2 separate regions of the Mus musculus genome follow, and region 2 is linked to region 1. A link is a contact called in ENCODE Hi-C or POLR2A ChIA-PET data. All regions are on one chromosome and are shown on one strand. The core of a region is the stretch at or near the end of the contact, and the rest is flanking DNA. Distances in the headings are between cores, read along the strand shown.

The links. A loop is a pair of places that touch in the nucleus more often than their neighbours do. ChIA-PET counts read pairs that join two places held with the same protein, here RNA polymerase II (POLR2A).
Region 2: a loop to region 1 is called in a map of left cerebral cortex, with 2.1 times the contacts of the local background. The contact joins the enhancer-like site here to the promoter of Sgk1 in region 1. A Hi-C loop is called at or near these places in 1 of 37 maps with a recorded cell type or tissue (left cerebral cortex). POLR2A ChIA-PET finds 5 or more read pairs at or near these places in 1 of 5 experiments (embryonic stem cell).

What each region holds. Positions count from the first base shown.
Region 1 is chr10:21,880,904-21,883,489 of GRCm38, forward strand. Sgk1 (serum/glucocorticoid regulated kinase 1) reads left to right here and starts at 1,281. Exons shown (of 14, transcript NM_001161845.2): 1 at 1,281-1,804. The coding sequence starts at 1,736. Gm46215 (a long non-coding RNA gene) reads right to left here and starts at 1,375. Exons shown (of 3, transcript XR_001779732.1): 1 at 1,290-1,375; 2 at 795-847.
Region 2 is chr10:21,922,506-21,925,091 of GRCm38, forward strand. The region is part of intron 1 of Sgk1 (serum/glucocorticoid regulated kinase 1); the gene reads left to right. Among named protein-coding and RNA genes, the nearest start is that of Gm46215, 42 kb to the left of the region's middle. Within about 2 kb of position 1,282, at least 3 of the 3 ENCODE cell types and tissues checked have a DNase peak (open chromatin) inside an H3K27ac peak, as active enhancers do; they include left cerebral cortex, where a contact is called at or near this core.

The sequences.
Region 1 (2,586 bases), core at 31-2,530:
TTGTTGTTATTGTTCTGTTTGGGTGTTGTTTCTGGCTAGGATCCCATGAATTCTAGTCTGGCCTCAAACTCTGAGGATAAGCTTGCATTTCTGATCCTCCTACCTTTAACCTCCCAACTGCAGGGGTTCTAATCCCATGTTGCCACAGTGTCTGTCGCTGTTTTGTTTTTTCTTTTGTTTGTTTGCTTGTTTTGTGGTCCTGAGGATTAAACTCATGGTTTCATGCAAGCACTCAATCAACAATTATTTTTAAGGATAGTTCTAGTGTATTTCCTACCAGTGAACGCTTACTGGTTTTGGATTTGAATGCTATATTTGAATAGAATGAGATGTCAAACAAGTGATTGAGTGGCTGAATTAATGAATGAGTGAATGAATGAGTGAGTGAGTGAGTGATCGTGTATGTCTATCTCATAGACCAAAGTACAGCCGGAGGTGAAGTAGCTGATCAAAACCACATGCTAACAGGGACCCCAAACCTTTTTGCTATAAATCCTATTTAAAAAACAAAACAAAACTCATAAAATATCAGCATCAAAGAGCACAAGTGGAAACGAGCTACGCATAATTAAATGTTTTTGTTAAATGAATTCACTTTGCAGAGGTTCAGGATAAGTTGGGGCATGTAAAAAGACTCGTCCTTGCTTCCTGTGACTCCCTTAGCATTGAATGGATTCAGCACGAATTTTTGGTGAAGGTCTGGGCAAGGTTCTGCCTATTGGTTTTGCACACTTTGTTTCTGTTCATTGATTTTCTCTTACTGCCGGCTTCTCTGTTGAAAAGGGTGGGCTTACCTCCCCAGTTGTTCCTTCTAATGTCACAGCGGAAGGAAGGGCATCCGAGGACCCTACAGAGTAAGAGACCATTCACTGCTACACATGTGTAGGCACATTATTTTATTTTTCAAGGTTTCATAGGGCAGGAACACGTTTGATGCCCCCCACCCCCTGCCTCCGGGGCTTGGTATCAGAACCGGAATCTGAAGAACTTCATTGAGAATTACATTATTGGGTCTGCATTTTACTCTGGTTACCACATTGTTGCAAAGAAAAACCAATTCAAAGAACCCTCCCAAGGGAATCCGTTGTTCTGTGTTTTCTGTGTCTCCTGACCATCCTCTGATCTTACTCACATATGCATGCATGCATCCTTGCTCCTTCCTGCCTTGCTTTCTCTTTCCATTTACCTTTCTGAGGAGGCTCTCTCCCTTCCTCCTTCCCTCCCTCCGGCTTCAGCTCTTTCTTACTCCTTCCCCCAGCTGCTTAACTACAGCTCCCACTGGAACCTACACAATCAAAAACAGCTCTCCTCCAGCAGCCTCCAGCAGCGCATCACCTGGAGCAGAGCGAGTCGCTCGCTCCCCGCTCAGCCCGGGAGCAGCTCGGTAGCTGGGGGCGGGGACGGTACCCTGCTCTCGCCTGAGCGCCCGCCAGAGCATCTCTGGATAGATTTGCTGTATCCCGCCATCCGGCCCCGGGGTCCTGTTGTGGTGATGCTTACGTTTCAAAGCAATGATGGAAAGAGAAAAGCCATTGCCAGTGGCCTCTGAAAGTGGGGCGAGTTACTGCAGTCGCTGCCGCAGCAGGATGAGCGAGTGAAAAACTGAGCCCCGTTAGCCTCTCCATCCCGTTCGGTCTTCATTCACCGTCTCCAGGAAGGCGGATCGGGATACAGATGCAGTAAACCAAGCCGGTGCCACCCTGGATCTATAACTGTGAAGTCCCTTCTGTGGAAGATGGTAAACAAAGACATGAATGGATTCCCGGTCAAGAAATGCTCAGCGTTCCAATTTTTTAAGAAACGGGTAAGCCCAGGTTGTGGTTGTTGCTTTTGTTTTCTACGCTGCTTCTCTCAAATGCTTTTGGAGGCTTGCCTAGGGTAAGCCTCGGGTTTTGTTACTGAGCCCTTCGTGAAAGCAGAGCTTCTGGTGTCAGTGGTCAAGGTGAGCGCTGGCCCTGCTGAGATTCATATTTGTTGGGGGGTGGGTAGGGGAGATGTTGATGGAAAGGGGGGGCTCAGAGGAGTTGCATTGGAAGAAGGGGGTTGGGCCGAGATGCCTTCAAATGGGTTTAAGATGGGAACTGAGATTTCTCAATCAAAGCCATGCCCAGGATTACAAGGCAGTTTCAAAGACAGCTGGCCCGAGTGCAGTTAATAAGAAGCAATTTAGTCTGGGCTAATTAAGTAGCTCTCTCGCTCTTATCTTTGAAGGGTTCAACTTTGCCACACCTTCCCTCCGTCTCAAGGGCTGCTGCATTTTCGTCTTCAATTGTTAGAAGCAGCTTTGGCTCCTCAAATCCATTCTGCCACTATCTCTATCTTTGGGGTAAACAGGAAAGGACCAGAGTGACCTTTGACAGAAATGATGGACTCCCAACATCTCAAACCCTCTATTTCAAGTTGCCTCAATTTTGCCTAGCACACGTGCCCTTACCAAAAGAATAAGGGATAGCCTGTTTTATAGCCCAAACTATGATTGGGGGGGGGGGCGTGCGGGGAGGGTTCTGCTGCTATGTACATTTGCTGTATACATTTGTTTAAATTCCTTTCATTCATAATGTTAGTAATGTCATAGGGCTGTAAATG
Region 2 (2,586 bases), core at 32-2,531, 42 kb after region 1:
ATAAGTTCATGTTACTGCATTGTCAGAGTTTTGGAGACTGTGGAATAGCTCTCTGGGCACCAACGTGAGAGGCCATATATTCCCTGTAACCTGTCTGCCATCAGGTACCCAGTCTGCAAGTACTTGGTGGTGGGGGTGGGGGTGGCGGTGTGAGCAGGGTCTTCCTTTTATAATTGCTTGAATGTTTTCACTAGAAAACTGGTTTATATCAGGATTTAAAGGCTTTTTTAAAATGTATTTATTTTTAATTCTTTGCTTTGTTTTGTTGTTGGGGATTGAGGTATTGGATTGGGTTTGTTTTGTTTAATACAAGCTCTTGCTGGGTCGCCCAGGCTGCCCTGGCACTCAGCCAGGGCGTCCTTACACTCCTTCCAATCCTCCTGCCTTAACCTCTGAAGGGCTGGGCTCTCAGGCACTACCCAACTTGGGAGAATTGGAAGTTACAATGGCAGTATATAAGCAGTAGGTTTTCCATGATGAATGGTGCCTCTCTGAAATCACAGTTGCTCTATGTCTGGTTCCCATGGCTTTTGAGAAAGAGGCAACTCTCCCTCCCGAAATCCAGACAGGCTCTGCCGGCTGGGATCACACAGAAGTGCCGACTAGCTATCAATTTTCCGCATCAGTTGATAATATCATTATCAACTAAGCCATCTTATATGAAGAGTAATATCTGTTTACTATTACATAATAGGAAAAAGAACCACAAGTGGAAAATCCCTAAAAGCTGGCCAATCTCCTTAATCGTATCTGGCAGCTCTCCGAGGGGACTGTGGTTTCTGGATAGCTTTTTTTTTTTCTCCCTTCAAATAAATTAATAAAAACCAAGGCAGACTAGATTTAGCAAAGAATTACACTTAGTGTTTTACCTAGGTACTGCCCAGAAATCTAGCTATGGTCTTAAGCTTTGACTCCAGGCTCCCAAGATAGCTGCTTCCGAACTCCGGTTTAATTTGGAACTAGACCCCTCCAGGCTCCCGTCTACGGAACTCTTGCTTTGTTTTAGACGGACATATCCTCCAGTCTGCGTTTGTTTACAATGCTCTTCACAACCATGGCGCAGCCATGAAGAAAAACGAGGCCCAGGTGGCCACACAACCAGGGCTGCTTCTGTATCCGGCCATTCACATCTCGAAGAGTCTTGCAGCTGTCTCCAGCTCAGAGCCATTGTGGCTGGTCTCTGAGGATTCCCAAAGCCACTCACAACCCTCCCTCCACCCAAGCAATTCAGCTCCCGCTGCCCCCAGGAGCGCAAGGGGCGGGCTGTAGCTTGAATTCCCTAGGGGCCTGATGGAGAAGCTCTCAGCTCAGCAGTTTTAAAGGGCACCTTGCCCAGGCTGCAGGGCTGGAGAGGGAGTCTATGACTGTATTCACATCTCACACCCCAGCCACTCTCCAGGGATTTCTGAGGCTAAAGTAAATACCATAAACTCTGTCCTTAATTAAGGCCCCATAGCTACGAAGCTAGCGAAAATCGAAAATCGTCAGCAAGGAACAGGAGAGAACATACTGAAGTCAGAGTGAAGACTAAACCAAGAAAAAGCATGCAGCCGTTTCCATTCCTGCTAGAAAATGTCGCTTTTGTGATGTTTTTCTCTAATACCCCTGAACAAATAGATTACTTCCTTCCCTAGCTACACTCTCTGCAGAGAGGCGACCATATTCTCATTAAGGTCTGGAATGGGTTGATTTGTCAAAAGTCTTGGCGTCCGAGACCCATCCTCACTGTGCCCACAGCAGACTGATTTAAAACAGCAGACACGTCTGCTCTTGGCACATGCGCAAATCGTAGATTTCTCTTAGCTTCAGAGAAAGATGCGCAATGGATTCAAAGAATCAACACTGGGCAGATAGAGGACATACAATTCCCAAATAAATCCGTAACAGCCATCGAGGACACACACTTTCCAAATAAATCCGCAACAGCCATTGTTTTCTTTTGCTTTTCTGGCAGCTGTGGTTGGCTCTCCATCTCAAGCTTCCGTGTTCGCTGCCTGGCTTTCCCCACCCTCCACCCTCCCAAAATGCAGACCTGGGGACTCGCCCACTCATGTGACACCTTGTAGCCACAGTTCCACCTTTACTGCCCAGCACTGGCCTCAGGTTGGTGGAAACAGGGGCCTTCAACCCTGGAAGAACCCTGCTTCATGTCCTGTCTTATATATTAACACCTCAAATTATAATTCAGTGTCTCTTGTGAGACTATGCCGGGGCCTAGCAAACACAGATGTGGATGCTCATAGTCAGCTAATGGATGGATCATAGGGCTCCCAATGGAGGAGCTAGAGAAAGTACCCAAGGAGCTAAAGGGATCTGCAAACTTATAGGTGGAACAACATTATGAACTAACCAGTACCCCGGAGCTCTTGTCTCTAGCTGCATATGTATCAAAAGATGGCCTAGTAGCCCATCACTGGAAAAATAGGCCCATTGGTCATGTAAACTTTATATGCCCCAGTACAGGGGTACGCCAGGGCCAAAAAGTGGGAGTGGGTGGGTAGGGGAGTGGGGGAGGGTATGGGGGACTTTTGGGATAGCATTGGAAATGTAAATGAGGAAAATACCTAATTAAAAAAAATTATAATT